Regions from separate parts of the Homo sapiens genome. Here regions 1 and 3 are each linked to region 2. The links are chromatin loops, found by intact Hi-C in ENCODE. Cell type or tissue: mammary epithelial cell. All regions are shown on one strand. Region 1 has its middle 160 kb from the start of LINC02879. Region 2 holds the start of LINC02879 (long intergenic non-protein coding RNA 2879). Region 3 has its middle 350 kb from the start of LINC02879.

The links. Hi-C counts contacts between places; a loop is a spot of excess contacts. Peaks named below come from ENCODE experiments on the same cell type or tissue, not always from the same donor. Only the 100,000 strongest peaks of a DNase experiment are listed, where the experiment ranks them.
Region 1: a loop joins it to region 2, with 2.7 times the contacts of the local background. A loop is called at or near these places in 2 of 110 quality-filtered maps.
Region 3: it touches region 2 in a loop (14-fold over the local background); 2 of 110 quality-filtered maps call a loop at or near these places.

Annotation. Positions count from the first base shown.
Region 1 is chr18:28,992,139-29,000,138 of GRCh38, forward strand. No RefSeq gene overlaps it. Among named protein-coding and RNA genes, the nearest start is that of LINC02879, 160 kb to the right of the region's middle. In mammary epithelial cell, a CTCF peak has its summit at 3,352 (motif pointing right); no DNase peak of the experiment used is centred here.
Region 2 is chr18:29,150,441-29,158,440 of GRCh38, forward strand. It overlaps LINC02879 (long intergenic non-protein coding RNA 2879), which reads left to right and starts at 6,417. Exons shown (of 3, transcript NR_186853.1): 1 at 6,417-6,534. RefSeq lists an enhancer at 3,842-5,041. In mammary epithelial cell, no CTCF peak of the experiment used is centred here; DNase peaks (open chromatin) are centred at 3,981, 4,561, 6,261 and 6,801; H3K4me3 peaks cover 665 bases; H3K27ac peaks cover 4,480 bases.
Region 3 is chr18:29,498,647-29,506,646 of GRCh38, forward strand. No RefSeq gene overlaps it. Among named protein-coding and RNA genes, the nearest start is that of LINC02879, 350 kb to the left of the region's middle. RefSeq lists an enhancer at 3,263-4,462. In mammary epithelial cell, no CTCF peak of the experiment used is centred here; a DNase peak (open chromatin) is centred at 3,515; H3K27ac peaks cover 1,243 bases.

The sequences.
Region 1 (8,000 bases), 160 kb before region 2:
AATGATTTATCATATAGAATACATTAAGATGAAAACACAATTTTCTAAATAAAATCTTAATGGAGGATTCAAATACGCACCCCACAAAAATTATTGAATTGTAAGACAAACTTAAGAAAATTTAGAATGAAGACGAAAAGGATAAAAATTAAATAACTTAAAAACTGACAGATTACCTTAAAGCAAGATGGTAGGACTCTGGTTCATTCCTACATGGACACATTGATTCAATAACAATACACAGATCAATTCCCTTTGTGAATACATCTAGAAACCAGTTAAGCCTCTTGCATCATTTAGCACACAACCAGCCACATCAAATTCAATTAAAAAATTAGAAATACTCTCTCATCACAATCCTTACCCCTGGCATAGTACTATATAATCAGGAGGAAGCCTCCACCTCTGGGCCTCCATCTGACAAGGGAAAGAGTTGAACCATATACCCACTATCCTAGCTTTCCCTGGTGCTTCCTGAGAGACTAGTTCCTATGTCACCCTCCTTGGGCCTCTGATGAGATCAAGCTCATGTTCGATCCTTGGGGCCTACAGAGAACAAAAACAGCAGTTTGAACTACAGTGGGCCATCCACTAAGCCTCCTGCTCGCTGGCTCAGTGTAGAGCAAGAAAGAGAGAGAAATAATAGTAATAATAATCAGTTTCTAATTTCTCCATGGGGAGAAAAAGAATTTGGTGTAGAATTGAACACTCCAACTTTTCTAGATGATGCCTGAGGCAAATGGCTTCTGTCTTACCTATCTTGCAGCACACTACAGATGCTTGGGGCCACTAAGAATAAAACCGGTGGTTATGACTAGTGCAAAGGTCTATAGAAGCTCTGGCTGATTCATATATATACAAATGGTTTTTATTGGAAAAAATTGTATTAATCACAGGTCTTGAGGATCAAGAAGAGGGTCAGGAACTAGGGTTAGGCAGGAGATGTAGGACCTTGCTACCTAGAGAAAGTTTTCTGATGCCTCAGGCTTTTGCCTCATGAGTTTTTATTCACAAAGTCTGCAAGGTAGAATAGATTGGTCCAGCTTGTGCCGAGCACCTACTCCTTTGCTGGTGGCTGGGAGGGGCAAGTGGAATGGAAGTCAGTTAATTAAAAGCCTCACTACAAATACATGGGTGTTGGGGTGGGTGGTTAGTGGCATTCTACAAGGAAAATAGTGCAAGGAGACATAAATTATGTATGCATCTGAGACCTGTACTCTTTACAGGAGTAAGAGAGAAGGATTAGGAAATAGCAGGCAGCGTAAATCCACTACCACAATAATGAATGAATTGATTTCCTGCTGGAACCTGAACATATCTGCTTTAAAGATTACTTGAAGGCACATGAAGAGTCTTATGTTGGTAACTTTCTATCTAGGATTCATTCTAAGTGGCTTCTACTCTTTCTATCTTGAATCAAATCAAAGAGATGACCCTAAGTAGAAGTACACTCCAGAGAATTTGAGAGATCCAAATATTTTTTTCGTTCAGTCCAACTAGTGACTTTTGAAAGTATATCTCTGACAGTACCATCAGTCATTGCACGGAAGTCTTCATTTTATGAAGATAATTGAATGCCTGATTAAATACTTGTTGGTTTAGTTTCATCTGTTTTATTAGTGATGGGATCCCTTTTATTTGAATCATTTTGACATTCACAGCGCCTTAAGAAATATTGTGACTAGTGATATTGTCACATATGTTATTGAAATTCCAAGATAAAGCTCTGAAATAATCATTTTACATAAATCAGAATTTCCCAACCTTGGCATTATTGAAATTTTGGGATGGGTGATTCTTTGCTTGGTGTATGGGGACAGAGCTGTGCCCTGTGAGATGTTTACTAGAATCTCTGGCCTTTACTTACTAGATGCCAGTAGCACGATTAGAGTTGCGACAATCAAAAATGTCTTAAGACATTGTCAAATATCTCCTAAAAAGCAAAAAAAATCTCAGTTGGGAATGACTACTGTAAATAGGAGGGGATTCTTGACAATGAAATTAGTAGAACATTTAAAGTGCGCACTGCAAAATATTGGTGTGTGATAAAGTTGAAAAAACAAAGTACTACTCTTACATTGGTAAGAGGGGCTACCCTCCTGTTATGGGGGAATTTAGCATGCATACTCTGATTAGAAAACCATCCTAGGAAGTGATTCTCAACTGTGGATGAACAATTTGAATAATCTGTGGGACTTTTAAAACAATATTGTGCTAGGCCACAATCTAGATAAATTATATCAGGCATTTTGGTGGTGGACTTAGACATTTTTATTATTGAAAAGTTCCCCTAAATAATTTTAATATAGAGCAATTTAATATGTACCATATTAGAATAATCTAAAGTAATTATCCTTGAAAATCCACCAGAAACAAGCTCAGAAATTTTTGCAAGAGTATACCACACATGGATGGATTCCTGCTTGAGTATTCACGTGGCCACTAGAATTGTATCCTATTCAGAAGCTTCCGGGGACAAAGTGCCTCAGGGCTCTGCTCCAGGGGTTTACAGCACCAGAAATCTGTATCCCAATTGGTTGATCATTAAAACAAACTGAATAAAGGAAATTTACAGATTAAGGTATTCTCTGATGAACTAGTAATTAAAATATTGACAACATTCTCTATATTAATATTGGATATACCTATATACGGATCCAGACGTTGCAACAGTTTATTAGAAAGCTAGATAATATATAGTGACATTATATCAGAATTCCTTGGGTGAATTTCAGCTAATTGCTGGTCTACAGAGCTACACACATAGTCCCGGATTTAACAGGAGATCTGATTTATTGTCCATCTGCTTCTGGCCTGTAGGTCTATCTTCACCATATGCTTTGAATCAATTTTGATTATAGGTGGACTTAAAATAATCAATCAAATATATAAACTTCAGACCAATACACAAAGCACTGAAAATCAGTAAAAAGTGTCGAGATTGTGGCTGTACTGAGTCAGAATTTTCTACCTAATTCTTGTTCTGGTGATTTATGTAGTGGGGGCTATTCACAAGAGCCTGGGAGTAAGAAAGCAGAACAGGACAGGAGGAAAGAAATAAAATTGTGGTCTCAGCTGGAGACTAGCTTTAGTCTTCTCTTATAAGGAACACTTTAGAGCTCAAATTATAGGGCAGAGTTAGCCCCACTTGAGGCAAATAAAACTACTTTCAGACTCCCTGACAGTCAGTCCTTAGTTAATTTGTGGAGGAGGGAAAAGCCTCCTGAAATTATATTTGGCTGAGTGAAATTCTCTGGATAGAAGTTATCTGATTTGTTAGCCAACATGTACAGCAGCTATGGGAACACTGCACCTGTTGGTAAGGAGGAGCTGGGCCCATCACCAATAGCATCCACTAGAGGGTATAACACAATCACTTCATTTCATATTTTCACATGCAGTATCCTATTTTAATCATCAGTAAATTAGGGAATGTGAACTAGCCATATAACATTAGGATGTCTGCATTTTTCTACACCTTAGCCATCTGTAATCAAAGCTTCCCTGTCACTTTCAAGGAGACAATTTAGACATAACCAATCAATACTGATGGTATAGTGTTCACTAGGATCAGATAAGGGCACCTACTTGCAGAATGAAACATTAGCTTTTAGGTCAGGCATGGTGGCTCACACCTGTAATCTCAGCACTTTGGAGGCTGAGGCAAGAGGATGCCTTGAGCCCAGGAGGTAGAGGATGCAGTGAGGTGTGATCACTCCACTATACCCTAACCTGGGCGAGAGAATGGGACCCTGTCTCAAAAACAAAAATAAAAACAGAAAAGAAAATAAAAACTTCTATGTGCTCAACTCCCTTCCCAAACTTTTTAAATTGAGAAACAAAAATCCAAAAATTATGAAATATTTCATAGAGTTTATGCATTCATTTGTTCAATAAGTGTTTATTTGAATGCTCTGTATGTAATTGACAATGCTCTATAATTTGGGGTACAAAAGTGCAGAAAACAGACAATTTTGAAGACAGTTATCATGCAGCTTTTATTCTAGTTGAGGAAGTAAATAAATAAAAAATACTAGTTTAGATGGTAATAAGTGTTGTAGAAAAAAATAAAGCAGAGTAGAAAGATGGATGCTGGTGGACATGGGAGTGAATAGATGCTATTTTAGATCAGATGGTTAAGAAGATGCTATTTTAGATCAGATGGTTAAGAAAGGCTTCTCTGGTAAGTGGGCAACTAAGCAGACGGCTGAATGATGTGAGGGAGCAAGCGCTGCAGATACAGAATTTCCTAAAAGTGTTCTATTAAAAACATATAACATGAAATACCTTCATAAATCTGATGAGTTTCCATCAATGAAGGTTAAGGTGTAGATGACTCTTTTTAGTCAACGTGATGTTATAGCACCAATAGTCGTCCATCCCTGCCAGTGACTAATGACACAATGTCCCTGAGCTGTATTAAAAAACGAGGCATAACTCAGATTTGGTGTCTGCTTTGAAAAGCAAAGATGTTTATGAAACTATTGCAAGAAACCACCAACAGTATGCAGTAGGGAATTAACTTCTTAGAAGACTTACACATGCTTAAAAAAATCATTATTTTGGCCTTAAATTTTTATATGTAATATTATTATAATTTAAAGTTATAAAACTTAATTTCTGTATAAAAGAGAGGAGCATAAAAGAGGCTATTGATACAAGTTTATTTAGACAGACATAATAGGTTTAACCTTAGGAAACAGGTAACAAAATGACATTTTATGATTATCAAAGGGATGAAGGATGAAGTCAAATAAACCTATTCACAGTATCCCATAAAATGAATAAAGATTTTTTATCAAATTGACAGCAGTGAACTAAATATTAATTTAACTTATATACCATGTAGGAAACAAAATTTTAATAATTTACAGCACTTTTCCACTTTATTGCCTTATTGACTATTACAGCTCTTAGATCATCCAGGTAGAAAAAGAGACTTTGGAACCTATTAATATACAGTTTCAGTATGGATAGCCTTCAACTGCTTAGAGTAGCTTTAAAAAAAACTCAGGTCATCTTTTAAATAAACTAGTTTTTAATGTAAAAATTAGAGTGATTTTTGTTTCTGTATCATATTACACCTACTAAAGTCAGGCCTAAAAATGTACTGTGTACAATAGAATAAATTACACAAGGCAATATTGCAGGAATGCTGGAAACATTGACTGTTTATCCAAGCACATAATTTGGTTTTATTTCGAGAATAGTATTAAAATAGTCTAATCTTTAATAGGAACCCAAGTCAAGTTCCTACTACAATTACTTTGTCAAAATTTGAGACTATTCTTACTATCATGTTTCTGAGTAAAATAGTGTCCTTGGACATAAATGGAAATGTTTAATTTATAGTAATATGATCCTTGCAAGTCAATTATTTAGAGTATTATGAACAGATGATTTAATCAGAGAACTGAAGAAAGAATATTTGTCCTAGCTCTATATCACTGACAATACATTGCTTCACAAATCTAAAGAGACTCCTTGAATTTTGATCTATGAACCAGACATTGTAGTGCTATTAAAATAGCTATACTATATTTGGAAGATTCCAGATTGTGTGTGCTGCTGATGGTATGTGTGCATCATTTCAGGTTTTACTTCAATTATACCTATGTAAAAATAGATTAAAGAGAAGACGTGCTACCTAAATTATTTCGAGAATCTAAAATATTCCTCTAGGTTTTAGGAAACCTCATTTACCTAAAAATATTATAAGCCAATGATTCCAGAAAATACATTTCCACGTTTAATATTAATTATGCCTGATATAAATGAACTTTTGAAATAACTGGAATGAATAACTTTAGGACCTTGATAAGAAACAAGATTTCTTGTTCACATCTTCAACTCAAATATATGCATCTTCCAATGAAGACCTTCTCTAAGTCAGAGATAAAATCAATAAAAATTTTACTCTGCTAATTAAAAGAATGAGTCTGCCCAACAATAGGAATTATTTGACAATTCTAATATCAACTGAGTAATGCTAGCAATAAGCAGTTAAAACATTTGCTTATTTATATAATTTATATACATATAAATATTCTTGAAAACAGTAACAATTGACTCATTGATTGCTAATTTTTGATATGAATTTTCTTTTTTCTTTTTTTTTTTTTGAGACGGAGTCTCACTCTGTCACCCAGGCTGGAGTGCAGTGGCACGATCTTGGCTCACTGCAAGCTCTGCCTCCTGGGTTCACGCCATTCTCCTGCCTCAGCCTCCCGAGTAGCTGGGACTACAGGCGCCTGCCACCACGCCCGGCTAATTTTTTTGTATTTTTATTAGAGACAGGGTTTCACCGTGTTAGCCAGAATGGTCTCCAACTCCTGACATCGTGATCCGCCCGCCTCGGCCTCCCAAAGTGCTGGGACTACAGGCATGAGCCACCATGCCCGGCCAAATTTTCAATTTTTTTAAGATGCCCAATTTTCTTAAGTTAATTAGAATCCATGACATTTATGTGATTGGAAAGCACATTAATATAAAATTTGCATATCAATTATTGAGATTCTTTTTGGTTTTTGTTTTTTGTTGGTATTTTTGGTTTCTAGAGATAGGTTCTTGCTCTGTCACTCAGGCTGGAGTGCAGTGATGTGATCCTAGACTCAATCATATTATTCGAATTCAATACAAATCTATTCAATATTTGAATGTCTAAGTACCCAACACTGTGTCAGGTGATATTATTTTTTATGGGGAGAAAATTTCAAGTTCACTTAAGCAAAGACATTCTTTAAGGCTTCTTTATTAATAGTGGGAACAGGACCGCAGAAAAGTTTAGTTTAGCATCTAAATTGAGGGTCAAATATGACTAAGACTTGACCAGGAAATAGGAGGAGAAAAAGTGATTCTAGAGAGTAGAGAATCATGTGTCTAATATTCTCATGCTTCCATATTCTTCAAGGCTTCTGAAGGAAGATATATAAAATTCAAAAAGTTTCAGAAACTTTAAATAAACTTTATTAAACGCTTGACTAATACAACTCTTGACTAATAAAACTCATGTTCAAAAGCATGACAAGGAGGTGTGCCAAGTACAAGTTGATCAATTTGCTCATACTTTCAAATAGTCTTCTTTTGTAAAAAGTTACATGTTAGCATGAAATTGGAGAAATCAATGTAAGCAAAACAAGAAAGGATAAGGTTTCAGGATGGAGTCTTTCTTGTATAATTTTTCCTCACTGACTAAGATGTTGAATAATTTTCCAGGCTATTTTACCCTGATTTTCAAACTTTGATGCTATGATCGAAATGAGCTTAAGAAATGTAGAGAAGAAGAATAAAACTTTAAGAGCATACAGATCCCATAGTTTTGTACATAGTTGTTCATTATTGTTATTATAACTAAAGACTAAAAGAAACTAAAGACCCAGGGGACAATCCAGAAAAAATGTTAACTACTCAATTATTGCTAAGAGTTTATCATCTTCTTTACACCCAAAGTGTGCCTCATTGTTCCTTTCCAAATACTGCACCCTGATATTGACCTTCTAGTTCTTAATACTTTACAATGAGTAAGTGGAAAAGGTGGCTCCTGTGAGCTGTCCACCCCAGAGCTGACCAAGGATGACCTTCAAGACAAGTACAGATTTTAACTAAGGATTTGGCTTGCATATTAGATGTGGTGGGGCCTCACACTGGTGAACTGAATTGGTCCATATGTTAACCTCAAGAATATGTGTGATCTGTCTTCTTGCATAAGCCACAAACTAAGGCAGGCAAACTATCGTCATTTATTACTTTCCCTAAAATAGTGTTTCTCAAAATGTGATTGAGAGTTCATAGGCAACAGAGTCATCTGGGATGCATGCTAGAAATTCACATACTTCATCTTCATTACTCCCACCCCATACACATATGATGATTCAGAATCTCTTGAGGTTGTTTCTGGGAATCTGTAGCTTCAACACTGTGGAGGTAATGCCACACAATTGTGAGCATCTGCCCAAGAAGACCTCACAGGGGGTAATTGAGGAGTTACCCCTGAGGCACGA
Region 2 (8,000 bases):
TGTTTTCAGTATTAAGGGGGAGTTTTGTCAACATTGGAATCCAAGGAAATTTTGGAAAATCTGAGTTAGAAAACAGATTTTATGCTCTGCATCTGGATATAGTAGAAAACCTACTGTTTTGTTTACTTGTTTTCAAGAAAAATACATATATAGAAATTTTATTTATTTATTTATTTTTATTATACTTTAAGTTTTAGGGTACATGTGCACATTGTGCAGGTTAGTTACATATGTATACATGTGCCATGCTGGTGCGCTGCACCCACTAACTCGTCATCTAGCATTAGGTATATCTCCCAATGCTATCCCTCCCCCCCTTCCCCCACCCCACCACAGTCCCCAGAGTGTGATATTCCCCTTCCTGTGTCCATGTGATCTCATTGTTCAATTCCCACCTATGAGTGAGAATATGCGGTGTTTGATTTTTTGTTCTTGCGATAGTTTACTGAGAATGATGATTTCCAATTTCATCCATGTCCCTATAAAGGACATGAACTCATCATTTTTATGGCTGCATAGTATTCCATGGTGTATATGTGCCACATTTTCTTAATCCAGTCTATCATTGTTGGACATTTGGGTTGGTTCCAAGTCTTTGCTATTGTGAATACTGCCGCAATAAACATACGTGTGCATGTGTCTTTATAGCAGCATGATTTATAGTCCTTTGGGTATATAACCAGTAATGGGATGGCTGGGTCAAATGGTATTTCTAGTTCTAGATCCCTGAGGAATCGCCACACTGACTTCCACAATGGTTGAACTAGTTTACAGTCCCACCAACAGTGTAAAAGTGTTCCTATTTCTCCACATCCTCTCCAGCACCTGTTGTTTCCTGACTTTTTAATGATTGCCATTCTAACTGGTGTGAGATGGTATCTCATTGTGGTTTTGATTTGCATTTCTCTGATGGTCAGTGATGATGAGCATTTTTTCATGTGTCTGTTGGCTGCATAAATGTCTTCTTTTGAGAAGTGTCTGTTCATGTCCTTCGCCCACTTTTTGATGGGGTTGTTTGTTTTTTTCTTGTAAATTTGTTTGAGTTCATTGTAGATTCTGGATATTAGCCCTTTGTCAGATGAGTAGGTTGCAAAAATTTTCTCCCATGTTGTAGGTTGCCTGTTCACTCTGATGGTAGTTTCTTTTGCTGTGCAGAAGCTCTTTAGTTTAATTAGATCCCATTTGTCAATTTTGTCTTTTGTTGCCATTGCTTTTGGTGTTTTGGACATGAAGTCCTTGCCCATGCCTATGTCCTGAATGGTAATGCCTAGGTTTTCTTCTAGGGTTTTTATGGTTTTAGGTCTAACGATTAAGTCTTTAATCCATCTTGAATTGATTTTTGTATAAGGTGTAAGGAAGGGATCCAGTTTCAGCTTTCTACATATGGCTAGCCAGTTTTCCCAGCACCATTTATTAAATAGGGAATCCTTTCCCCATTGCTTGTTTTTCTCAGGTTTGTCAAAGGTCAGATAGTTGTAGATATGCGGCATTATTTCTGAGGGCTCTGTTGTGTTCCATTGATCTATATCTCTGTTTTGGTGCCAGTACCATGCTGTTTTGGTTACTGTAGCCTTGTAGTATAGTTTGAAGTCAGGTAGTGTGATGCCTCCAGCTTTGTTCTTTTGGCTTAGGATTGCCTTGGCAATGCGGGCTCTTTTTTGGTTCCATATGAACTTTAAAGTAGTTTTTTCCAATTCTGTGAAGAAAGTCATTGGTAGCTTTATGGGGATGGCATTGAATCTGTAAATTACCTTGAGCAGTATGGCCATTTTCATGATATTGATTCTTCCTACGCATGAGCATGGAATGTTCTTCCATTTGTTTGTATCCTCTTTTATTTCCTTGAGCAGTGGTTTGTAGTTCTCCTTGAAGAGGTCCTTCACATCCCTTGTAAGTTGGATTCCTAGGTATTTTATTCTCTTTGAAGCAATTGTGAATGGGAGTACACTCATGATTTGGCTCTCTGTTTGTCTGTTATTGGTGTATAAGAATGCCTGTGATTTTTTTACATTGATTTTGTATCCTGAGACTTTGCTGAAGTTGCTTATCAGCTTAAGGAGATTTTGGGCTGAGACAATGGGGTTTTCTAGATATACAATCATGTCGTCTGCAAACAGGGACAATTTGACTTCCTCTTTTCCTAATTGAATACCCTTTATTTACTTCTCCTGCTTAATTGCCCTGGCCAGAACTTCCAACACTATGTTGAATAGGAGTGGTGAGAGAGGGCATCCCTGTCTTGTGCCAGTTTTCAAAGGGAATGCTTCCAGTTTTTGCCCATTCAGTATGATATTGGCTGTGGGTTTGTCATAGATAGCTCTTATTATTTTGAAATATGTCCCATCAATACCTAATTTATTGAGAGTTTTTAGCATGAAGTGTTGTTGAATTTTGTCAAAGGCTTTTTCTGCATCTATTGAGATAATCATGTGGTTTTTGTCTTTGGTTCTGTTTATATGCTGGATTACATTTATTGATTTGCGTATATTGAACCAGCCAGAAATTTTAAACCATCTCCGATATAATGTTCTGGATAATAGCAAGTGAGTCCAAAACATATGGATTGTATTTTCCTTGATCCCAAAAGGCTGAAAACTTAGTGTCTGAAATGGTTGATAAAACTTTCCTTCTTCTTTTTGCAATTTTAAGGCTGATAGTAAAGTAACAGAATCCAGAATGCTAAAACAATTACTGAGGAAGTACATTAGTCTGGGTTCTCCAGAGAAACGGAACTAATAGGATGAGTGTGTGTGTGTGTGTGTGTGTGTGCGCGCGTGCACGCGTGCATGTGTATACACAGAGAAAGAAGGGAGAGAGAGAGGGAGAGGCGGGGGAGAGAGAGAGAGAGAGAGGAGAAGAATTTTAAAGAATTGGCTAAAAAAAAAAGGACTGGCTCATGTGTCATGTGATTGTGGGGACTGGCAAGCTCTTATCTATAGGACAGGCTGTCAGGTTGGAGACCCAGGGAAGAGCTGATATTGCAGCTTGAGTCCAAATGCAATCTGGTAGCAGAATTCCCTCTTTCATGGATGACCTTAATCTTTCTCTCTTAAGGCCTTCAACTTAAAACAAATTTGAGACCCACTCACATTATTGCAGGTCATCTGCTTTACTCAAAGACTACTGATTTAAATGTTAATCTTACCTAAAAATACCTTCACAAGGACATCTACGATTGCTGTTTGAACAAACACTTGGAGATCACAGCCTAGCCAAGCTGACACAGAAAATTACCCATTGCGTTTGGCATTGATAGTCTGTGCTCACCAAAATTTAAAATTATTTCAGCAAACTCTTCTTTGTGGACATCATTATCTATCAAATTTAGAGGAATATAAATATCCCATATTCCTTCTCAACCTTCTTAAAAATTATATCATTTTAACATCCTTTTATTTCCAATATCCCCTTTCTCTATGTCTTTTTCATCTTCTCAGCTGTTGCACCCACAATACAACAATGCATGTCAGTTTTCCTGATTGAATTACTCTTTATGACAGGGAAGAGAGAAATCCCCATGATCCATTCCACAATTTTGAATCTCTGGTACCAGTTGATCTGTACTTCATGGCAGGAACTACACCATCCCCTGTTTCTATCCTCTTGAAGATTAATTTTTATGTGCACTCCTGTGTATATGTGTATGCTTGTGTTAATTCTCTTCAGATGAAATTCATTTATTTTTGCCAATCCGATATCTCTAAAGCAGAAGACAGAAATTTTCACAGCTCAATGAATGCAAAGTAATAATTACATATGTGAATATTAAAGAATTACAGAACTAATTATTACTCTTCCAAGCATAGACAATTGGAGGCAGAGGTAAAAACTCAGGAAACCCAGATATAGGGCTTAAAATAGTTAGACATTATAGTCATCCAAAGGGCAGCTCCTCTGTAAGATCAGACAGACATCCCTGTTCCTGCCCTTTGTTTCACTGATGTGCATCACTGTCTGAAAGGACACCCTGTGCTGGAAAGCCTAGGCAGAGGTTGTCTAGCAAATTCTTGTGTCTTCATACTATGCTGCATCTACTGAAATATGCTCCTTGAAGCAAATATTTAGGAAAAGATTTACTTTTATGTTTTAGGACAGCACATTCTACTTACAGCTTACTGAGACTGAGCCTCAGAAAATGTTTTATAGTGTCTGAGTAGAATCCTCTTGTTATAGAAAATAACAGTCTTCTGCCTAGACATATCCCATACGGAAACCAATAACAGTTGATCTTTTATTAATCATGTTACATTTTTCAGACTACTGTTTCAAATATTTTTACAAGGCCACAAAAGCCTCAGAACAAAAATGAGCACATAGTTGCCAAGGTACATTCCTGGGCAAGTGGCCAGAGGGGCAACCAGGTAACCCCAGCCAGACATTTTGTGATGATATGTGACATCATCTAAACCATTTATCCCCCTTTTGTTTGTGCTTTGCTCATTCGCTAGTCATTGTCTGACATTTACTACCTTTTTCTCCTCCATTGATCTATATTTAGAACAAAGCCCTCTGAGCAGGCACTGCAGGCTCTAGTAAAAATAATTTTTCTTTTACTCATAAGGTGAACTTCACCCCCAGCTATGAGCTCGTAATTCTGACATGCAATTCCATTATCCAGGAATTCAGATGCTGTTTATTGATACCATCTGCACATTCATTGTTCACATGTTAGGTTATTTTCTCAACTCCTAACTCTCAGTAAGACTATGTGATGACAGTGCCATCTGTGCTGCCAAGTTTTTCATCTTCTTACCAAAGAGGGTACACTCTTAAGGTGTGGTTCATGTCAGTATGGGTCGATAGAAGTGCTATGTGGAGAACAACATGGATGTGTCATTGAGAAAGGTGACACCAGCCCTAACTGGCAGCAATCCATATTCAGTCATTCAGAAACTATTAATGAGAAATCACGAAACAACATCCCTAGTTTCCTCTTTTAAGGCCCAGGTTGTCTTAAGCTGCTTTGTTCCCTTGAATTCTTTGTGGATATAGTTTGTAAAGAATCGTTCCTTGTTTTCTTTGGACCTGAAGACCAGTCTTTTAAAGCATAGGTCTACTCAAACCATTATCTTTCAGATGGTTTCCTGTTTTCCCTGATTTTTCCACATATGGGCCATAAACTGCGTAATACAAAGAGTAATAGATTGAGCTAGAATCCAGGTGTTCTTATTTCTAGTTCTAACACTGTAAATAACTTTGTAGTATTGAGCGCACATTAAACTATCTTTAGGATTCTATTTCCTCGTCTGAAACACTAGCGTAATGGGGTGGTAATTGTATAGCATCAGGGTGTCAGTTGACTTTTAAGTAGGAATTTATCTTTTCTCTCTTTTATGTAAGTAAGATACGAAATGGCATTTAGAAAAATGTTCACTGAGTTTTGAAAAAGAAAACACACTGCTTTGGTTTACTTTGTCTTTTTAAAAAGACAACATTTCACTATGATGTTGAATTACATTGCATGTTCCCCATAAACACTTAGAAGTTATAATAACGTTACTCATTTAAAACCCCTGCAGAGCTACCATGTAGGTAATATTTAAAGATCATTGTTCTGAATCAATGACATAGAATGAGTTACTGAGCTATCAACCGCCTGCATTGGTGACAAATGTAATTGTATATAAATGTTTTATATGATGCACAGATATGAGTATTTGATGAGTACATGCCATTAAATCCAAATATATTTATCATTGCTGTTCTGTGCAAGGATTTCATGTAATTTAAATATTTCCCTTGCATGAGATTTTCATTGTAAATATATTGCATTTATAAAGTCTTATTAATTTCACAGGCTCATGGTTTTACTATTTTCCTTATTAAGAAAATTTGCCATTTCCTCATTTTTCCTCATTATAATAACACTTTAATTCAGAAATTATCACATGAAGGATTTGGAATGATGGCAGACTTTGTTGCGACATTTTGCTTCACACAGCACAGCCTTGCTTTCTGCAAGAATTGTGCAGTGACAATGCCATGACCTTTAGATACCACACATCTGCCTAGGATAGAAGTATCTTTGTTTTCTTTTATCCCACACTTTTTTGAACATGTAATATATTCCAGGCCCCAAGATAAGCACTAGAAATACAAAGACAAAAAGGTACAATTGCTGCCTTTCAGTAACTCACTGTTTCATGTGAGAGGTGGATTCGTCAGGGCAAGATAGTAGATAAAGCATTGGTACGTACCCACCTCCACTTTTTTCAGGTCCCAACATGCAAGTAAAATAAAGGTAAAAAAGGTAAATAAATAAGTTGACAGCTGAGAGCAGGGTGGGGGCATCAATTAAAGACAGGTTTAAACACATTTCTGACAGACAAAAAGAGATGAATGCGTGAGTCATTAATCCAAGAACAGAAAGACAAAACCTAGAACACTTGAAAAGAAAGTTGCAGCTAATGAAAAGCGGACTTATTCAGCAGAACCCCCAAGAAGATGCAGACTAAGAAATGCCAATGCTTTGATGGGTACAAGGAAGAAATAGGACTAAGACAAGACAAATAATGGAGGACTTACATGGCAGAGGTAAATCACCCACATCTCTTTCTCCAACTCCTTATGCTCGATGCTCAGCATTGAAGCCCTTTACCCCAGGGACAAATACAAGTTTGACAAAGCCATCTGAGGAAAATAAGGTTGGTTAATTTAAGTAACAGAGACCTAGAGTGAAGTCTTCTTTGTACTTTCTTGTCCTGTTATATATGAGTCCTGCAGCATAAGATTCACCCCCATGATTTCTTTCTCTAAAGCATTTTGTGCTGGACACAGTCTCTCTGTCAATCTTCTTAGATCCTTATCGTTAAGTATGGTTTGACTACCATGACTCACCGTAAGTTCATAAAGGTACTGCAACATGAAATAGAATGATGAAGATATATTAAGTAAAAACTAATCCTGAGTAAATAAAGGGTAATATAGGAAACCAAAATAATGTTTAAAAGTCTCCTCAGGCGGATTTGAGGTTTTGGCCATGAGAATTAGAAAAAGAAAGAAAGAAAGTAAGAAAAAAATAAAGAGAAAGGGAAGGAAGGAAGGAAGGAAGGGAGGGAGGGAGGGAGGGAGGGAAGGAGGGAGGAAGGGAGAGAGGGAAGGAGGGAGGTTAATGAGGAGAAAAAATCTTGGAAGTTAAAGTCATTATTGAAACAACATATTAAATAGGAAAGTTGGAAAATAAATATGAAGTTAATTGCTCATTTAATATAACTACAATAAAAATAAAGGAATATGGAAGAGAAAAAAATATAGTTCAGGATGGCTAACACTTGGCTAAAAGAAGTTATTGGTAAAAAGCATGAAGAGAACAAAGATGAAATGATCAAAGACATAGTACCAAAAATTCTTTAAAAGCTAAAAAGAGAAACCAACCTAACTTAAAAGGCTTTCCATGTACTATACCTTAAAATATTTAGTCACATCATTGTGAAACATAAGAAAAAAATCCTAAAATCACCTGTAAATGACATATAATCAGACTATCATTCATTTAGCATTATAGATAAAAACGGAAACGTGCTTTCAAAATTCTCAGCAGAAATGATTTTCGATGTAGACTTACATACTCATGAATACTTTCACTAAAATGTTAGGAATGAATAAAATGCTTTGAAATCTGAAAGAACTCAGGAAGTATGTTTGAAAAAAATTTCCTTAGGAAATTAATTGTGGTCATATTCCAGCAAATTAAATGAGTAAGAAAGGAAAATGTGAAAATCGGGAAATAAATACAAGAGAACAAGATAAGCTCTGACATGTCACTTTGTAATTGACCTATTGTCTAGTTTAGATCAGAAGGACCATAACAGAATATAAATATATCAGCATATCACAAAGGAGAAGATGTAATCAACACACTACCTGGCCCTATTCTAAACTCTAATTTACATTTGCACTATACTTTTATGATAAACCTGTAGACAGATTATGAGATAATTAACTTTGCTTTAAGATAAGGATATAAAAGCAAAAATACAGGGAGTTAATAAAGATAAGTT
Region 3 (8,000 bases), 350 kb after region 2:
CTGATTGTCTGGTCACACTGGGATCAATTGATGCCTCATTAATATTTCTTTTCATTGACCTCCTGGTTTACTTCTACCACTTCTTATATCCTACATCTTCCTGTTTGTTGCTTTCCATATACTTTTTTTTTTTTTGAGGTGGGGTCTCACTCTGTTGCCCAGGCTGGAGTGCAGGGGTGCAATCTCGGCTCACTGCAACCTCCACCTCCCAGGCTGAAGCAATCCTCCTGCCTCAGCCTCCTGACTAGATGGGATTACAGGTGCCCGTCACCACCAAAAAAAATTAGCCTGGCTATTTTTTTTTTGTATGTTTGGTAGAGACAGGATTTCACTAAGTTGCCCAGGCTAGGCTTGAACTTCTGAGCTGAGGCGATCCACCCACCTCAGTCTCCCAAAGTACTGGAATTACAGGCATGAGCCACTGCATCAGGCCTTCATTTACTTCTTTATTAAAATAGAGCATCAGGTAATTTTCTCAGAAAGAGTCTGGAGATTCACGCTTTCTTAATTATAGTACAATGGAAATCTTCTTATTTTCTTATAATTTAAGTATGTGTAGAATTCTTTTTCAAAATAAGTTTTCCTTCAGATATGAAGGCATTGACTTATTGAATCCTTTATCTTTTGTTGCCAATGAAAAGATTGATGCTACCTTGGTTTTTTCTTTTGTTTATTTGGTTTTGTATTTTTTTCAGATATATGTTCAATCTTCTCATTGTTCTTCACTTTCTAATAAAATTTCACCTATCATTTATTTTATAATAATTTTCGCCATTTTCTGACGTTCTCTCCCCAAAGCTCATTTTAGTTAGATATTGGATTTCTAACAATAGACCCTTTGTTTTTTAATATTCTATTTTTATCTCTATCTCCATTTTATCGCTATCAAAATTTTGTGTTTTGTCATTATTCTAAGCAGATTAAACACCTTTCGCTGCTTCATGGATCCCAATCCTATGTGTATCTTCCCATGCACTGTTTCACTTTATACCTTTAGTTGCTTTTTTCTTTGGATAGTGAAAATTATAATGTACACACCTTGCTGATTTGCAGTCAGTAGTCACATTATAGCACTAATAATATTGGTTTATAGCAATGCCCACTCTGATTGGTGATGCTATTGATGGGGTTTCGTCATGTTGGCCAGGCTGGTTTCAAACTCCTGGCCTCAGGTGTTTTATTTTATTAGTCTGTCCCAGTGCCACTTTGTTTGTTAAATATTTTCAATATTTCCCATTCATAAACACATGATAGTACTTGAAAAATATAGAATAGTGCAACAAACCAAAACTAGAAAATAAAAATTACTTTTACCAAAATAGATTCATTAACAATAACATGTGTATATTCTTCTAACATTAGTATCTATTTGCTTGCAAAATAAAGACTAAATTACAATTGACCCTTGAACAATGTGGGGGTTTCACAGTTGAAAATCTGCACATGATTTTTGACTTCCCCAAAACTTGACTGCTAATAGACTACAGTTGACCAAAGCCTTACCAATAACATAAACAGTCGATTAATACATATTTTGCATGTTATATGTATTATGTACTGTATTCTTATAATAAAGTAAGTCAGAGAAAAGAAAATGTTATTACAAAAACCATAAGGGAGATAATATATATTTACTATTCATTAAGTGGAAGCAGATACTCATAAAGGTTTTTATCTTTGTTGTCTTATCATTGAGTGGGCTGAGGAGAAGGAGGAAAAGGAGGGTTTGATTTTACTGTTTCCCGGGAGAAAGAGGCAAAAGAGGTAGAGGAAATGGAAGGGGGAGCAGGAGAGACAGGCACACCCAGTGTGACTTTTATATTTAAAAGTCTGTGTATAAGTGGACTATCACAGTTCAAAACAGTGTTGTTCAAGAGTCAACTGTGTTACTAAGATATATACCTAATTTTTATTTTATCATTTATGACCACCATTTTCTATAATTGTAAATATTCTTCAGTGGGATATTTAGTGGATGAATAGTAAGTTATCTTTCTGAAAATATAATCATTTATTTATCTAAACTTATCTTTGAGGCATGAAAATCTCCGTAATTTTTTAGAAAAACTTTCTTTTTTACCCAAAGCAAAAAAAAAAAAAAAAAAAAAAAAAAAAAAACGGGAATGTTGGCATGCGGTGTCAAATTACTGTGAAGAAAAGTACATCATTTAAATTTCCCACCAACTTTTTTCTTATATTGCTGTTTCTCCCTCTCTTGCTAGTCATAGAAATTTAAATGTCTTCTATAATTCTGCAAAGTTCAAGCCTAAAGTTGGGCCTAATTTTCTTTTGTATTCCTTTGATTGCTAACCAGGGCACATATTTTCTAACATAACGGTATGTGCAAAAGTTAATAATGTTTTCATTTTAAGTAGAATGAATCTCAATTGGTTTTATGCTTACAAAGATGTTTCCCATAGCAAAACCTAAAATATATTTTTCTATAACTTCTGCTTATTTAAAATATTAATTTATTTAAAATTAATTTTGATATGTTCTTTTTTATTATTTTATTTTTTAATTAATAGAGATGAGGTCTCACTATGTTACCCAGGCTGGTTTCAAACTCCTGAGCTCCAGCGACCCTCCCACCTTGGCCTCCTAAATTGCTGGGATTACAGGCTCGACCTACCATGCCCAGCCTAATTTTGATATGTCTTATCATGTAAAAATATGGCTTATATTTTTTGAAAAGACACTTAAAATTGTGCTTGGACAAATTATTCAACATTATAGGATAATTCTTTCTTCCTCCACTCATCTAAAACCAATGTTAATTATATATGAATTTCTTACATTTGGGACAATCTACTTGTGGGCTTTCTTTTTATACCCCTGAGCAATCTGCCTACCTTTGTAAGAGGGCTAAATCCATTTTAGGACTGTAGTATTTTACTGCATTGTATAATTTATGGAGTCAGGTTTACTGAATTTTTTTTATAAAAAATCTTTGTAATTTTTTCATGAGTTGTTCTCAGGTGAAATGCAGACTAAGTTACCATTCCAAAAAAGATGTATGAATAAATAAAACCCTTGTACGAATTTGAAATTTCAATAAAACCCTTAAAATATTTGTTGACTATAGCATAGTTTTTAAGAGCACAATCATTACAATCAAAGAGACCTAGGCTTAAAGTATAGTTCCTCTGGTTACTAAGTATGGAATAATCAGAAGTAGACTGTATAGTGTTTTCCAGGTTTGATATTTTTCAGACTCAAAGGAGGATAATAATATAGGCCTCACAGGGATGTTGTGAATTTTAAAGAGATAATTATTTTAAGTGCTTACCTGAGTGAGAACCTGGCACTAAGTAATCATTGAATACACGGTTGCAGTATTAATCTAATTTTGTCATAATACTGACTTGGGCGTGACATGGACTGATTTACTGATCACCCTTAGACACTTTCTGGTTGATAATATAAGATGATTTCATCTCTGAAGTATTTCAAAAGTTAAAACCACAAACTCAGCCTTCTTTGTCAGAGCAAGAAGATTTCTTAATCCAGGAAAACTAATATGATATAATATGAACGTCATCATTACATGTAATGATGACTAAGCCTGTTAGTAAAATGTCTGGCTTTGCCTTATGTTATGTTAATGACCTCCCATGAATCATGCCTCCCTAGTTCCATGCCCTTTTGCATCTTGACTTTGTCATTGTTCTCATCAAAAAGTGAAGTTTATTTATTATCCTCCCTTGACTCTATGCTTTACCCATAACTTGCTTTGATAAATAGAATGGAGTAAAATGATATACAAAGTCTACAATCTAAGATTGAAGAAGCCATATAATTTCCTCTCCCACCCTCTGAGAACACCATGTTGTGAAAGCCCACTCTAGCTTACTGGAGGTGAGAAGCCACCAGGAACAGAACCAAGGTGCTCAGCTGACATCTTACACCAACTGGAAGCAAAGTGCCTGAGGCCACGCTGAATCCCTCAGTCCTGGTGGAAGAATGCAGCCATATAAGTGACACGAGAAAGATTAGCAAAGAACTGCCTATATTGTGGAACACAGAATCTTAAAAAATAACAAGTCACTTAGTTTTGGGGTCATGCCTTTCACAGTCGTAGAAAATCACAACAAAATAAAGCAATCATGCTGTGCATGCTGAATGCTCTGTCTCTCTAATCAGTCATTCTGCACATAGACCACCTTTTCTGAGGGTGCAATCTGAATATAAAGTAGATAGAGTTTCCTGTCTTGACAACATAGACTGAAGACGAAAACTTCTCAAAGCTTAATTCCAAATTAATTTCTTCCAAGTTCATTTTATGTAGGTCCAACCAGTAATTTAAAATGTTTAATCTTATAGACATCTGGGTAAATATAGTTAAAACTCTATATTCTATCTTCTCTGTAATCTTACTACAAATAAAATGTAGTAAGATACTAAAAGAAAACTCTATTTACCATATACTTGGAAACAAACCAAATTTCAAGCAATAATTTTTGCAAAATTGCTCTCAAATGCAGTGACACATGAAAAAATATGGAGAATGTGACAATGGCGACCACACTTTGTCACAGGTTTTAAACAACATCCAAGCCAAATCTATGTGCAAAAAAGTAAATTTTAAAGAAGTGAAAGTTAATATAATAAATAATTTTTCCATCTCAGCATGAAAAAGTCCATTCCTAAGCATAAAGACAACAGAAAACTATTATGTTAGCACTTGTCACTTGATTTCAAAAACTTCTAATACAAATATAGCAAAAAGAAAACTATGAAAATTAAAAGGCAAATGATAAATTGGGAAATATGTATAATGTTTGTGACATATGGATGTGCACAGAAGTTTACAAATAAATATATATTATTAAAATAAAAAGTCAAGAAAACTAATGATCACCACAGGAAAGAGAAAATATAAATATCTAATAAAAACTTTATCAAATTTGTGACCATGTTAGTTAAGTAAATAAGTAAAAATAAATAAATAAAACAAGAAAGAAACATATTAACTCTGCGTTTGATAAAAAATGGTGGAGAGTTAGAGAAGATGGTGATGAATGTGATCCCCCAGGTGCATCATCCTCTTTTTGATAAAGCAATCTCTGGCATCTAAAATAGGATGTAAAATGGTGTAGCAGCTCAGGAAAACAGTATGGTGGCGAGATGGAGATCCTGAGGGTGACAGTTACATTAAGTGGGTACTGATCCAGGTCAGGGAAGAGATATGGATATTATCATAACATGAACAGTTTATAGTCCACATGGCTTCATGCAAAGTCTCCTGATCACTTGGGAGTAAAAACTCCAGATGGCTGAGAGCACAATGTGAACACTAAGTCACCTGGGAGCAACTATCCTAGGATACTATATCTAAATCCAAGTTCTTACTTCTTTTGTCCAATGTCTAAACACCTCCACTTTTTATTTCTTATTAAATGGTCAGTGTATAAAATGAACCTTAAAAAGGAGACAATGATTATTAGAAATGAACCAGTGTAAGGCCAATATATAGACACTCAACTTATTTTTTAATGAGAAAGGGCAATTGTATATACAGACAAACACATACATATGTGTCGCTATATATGTACACATACACACGTTGTGAATGCAAAGAAACTCGTATTCTGATAAATGAAATATTTTAAAAATGTAAGATAAGAGGAAACTAAGAAGGATCTGACAAATCCTCAAAAATGGAATAAAAAATAAAATATTTTAAGTACCAGAAAGAATAATAATAAATACTGTAAAAAGAACACATAGAAATGGCAAACAGGTATGTTAAAGGATGCTCAGTATCATTGTCAAGGAAATGCAAATCAAAAGTACAATGAGATTATCACTTCCCAACTCTTAGTATGGCTGATAAACAAAAAAGCACAAAATATATTGACAAAGATGTGGGGGAAATTAGAATTTTTGTACACTATTGAAAATATAAACAGTGCAGCAGCTTAGGAAAACAGTATGGGGTTCCTCAGAAAATGAAAATTAGAACCACCATCTTGTCTATTTATCATTTTTATGGCTATACATTCAAAAGAATTGATATCAGTCTTGAATTGATGTCTTGAAGCGATATTTCCACTCTCATATTCATGGCAAATATTATTCACAATAGCTAAGATACGGAAAAAGCTTATGTGTCCATAGACCCATAAATGCACAAAGAAAACATGTTCTATACAGACAGTGGAATATCACTCAGCCTTAAACAGGAAGAAAATCCTACCATTTGTGTCAACATGGATGAAACTTGCAGACATTTTGTTAAGTGAAATAAGTCAGTCACAGAACAAATACCATATGATCCCACTTATATGCAGTATCTAAAATAGTCAAAGTTATAGAAGCAGAAAATACAGCAGGGGTTGTCAGGGACGTTGCAGGAGGTGGGAGAAATGTGGAGCTGTTACTCAGTGGCTTCAACCAAATGTTGTCCAGTGAAACTTTATAGTTTTAATTTTGCTAAATAAATAAGTCCTAGAGACCTCATCTATAACATAGTGACTGGTTAACAATATGGTATAGTGCTTTTCAAAATTTGTTAAGAGAATAGATATCATGGTAGGCATTCTTATCACAAACAAAATCAAAGGGATACAAGGAAAGTTTAGGAGGTGTTGTTGTGTCTGTTACCTTCATGGTGGTGATGGCATCATGAGTGTTTGCATATGCCCAAATTCATCTAATATAGACATCAAATATGTACAATTCATTGTATGTCAGTTATTCCTCAAAAAAACTTTAAACATTCTGAAGGCTTAAAAAATGCAATCATGCATATAAAAGGCATATGCAAGAAAGGGAAGCCCAAGATATGAAAAAAGGCCAAGAGTTTTGAATGATTAAATTAAAGCTAATAGTTATAGAGGGCTAAGGTGGCCAAATATCTAAATGAGAGAAGTAACTAAATAAGAGAAAATAAGGCAAAATAATATTAATTAAAATATTTTTGTTATTATATATTTAAAGTGAACAGTTTCTTTTAACCTGTGCCAAATGCAATATTTTGTAACAACAGTTTCCCTTTACTTTTCAGTGATGTGACAAAAAATAACAAGAGCACATTTTCTTTTCTTTCTTTCTTTTTTCTTTTCTTTCTTTTTTTTTTTTTTTTTTTTTTTTTTGAGATGGAGTCTTGCTGTGTTGCCAGGCTGGAGTGTGCAGTGGCGCGATCTCACTTCAACCTCTGCCTCCTGGGTTCAAACTATTCTCATGCCTAAGCACCTGAGTAGCTGGGATTACAGGCATGTGCCATCACACCCAGCTAATTTTTGTATTTTTGGTAAAGACATGGTTTCACCATGTTAGCCAGGATGGTCTCGATCTCCTGACCTCATGATCCGTCTGCCTTGGCATCTCAAAGTGCTGGGATTACAGGTGTGAGCCACCGCACCCGGCCACACACACATTTTCTGAAACCTTATGTCTTTGCTCTTGTACCACTACTTGTACATTGTCTCACTGTGATTTTATTTCCTTTCCAAATTCCCTGTATTTTTTGGCTACTGCTACGTAGATGATTAACACATCATCTCATTGATGTTACTTCAAATTATGACTCAATTCTGTTGTAATAATTTGATGATAGAAATTCCCTTGTGCTCCTTATTCCCTAGTTAAATATATTGCTTATCAATATAGCTTTTCCTTTGTGCTGCACCTGTTGTTTTCCATGCAGCCAATCACAGAGTAGGTAATTTATTTATTCAGTTTCCTTCTTATATAGCACTATCAATTTCCAATTTTGATATATATGAGTGTGTTAGATAATTAAGATCTCTTTGTCTCAGAATTCTTGTTCATCTACACACAAATAATTCTTATACTACCAGGCTCTTATGAAAATTAAATAATAATGTACGTGCAATGGCATATATAACAAGTACTGGAAAGAACTTTGCTATCATTTATTATAAATCTGAGATTTAGAGAAAAGTGTATTTGAGATACAGAGTTTATGTTGTAATTTTCAACTTTCTACATCAGACAGTACAGATATTAAAGGGTCACATATCCATCAATCCTCA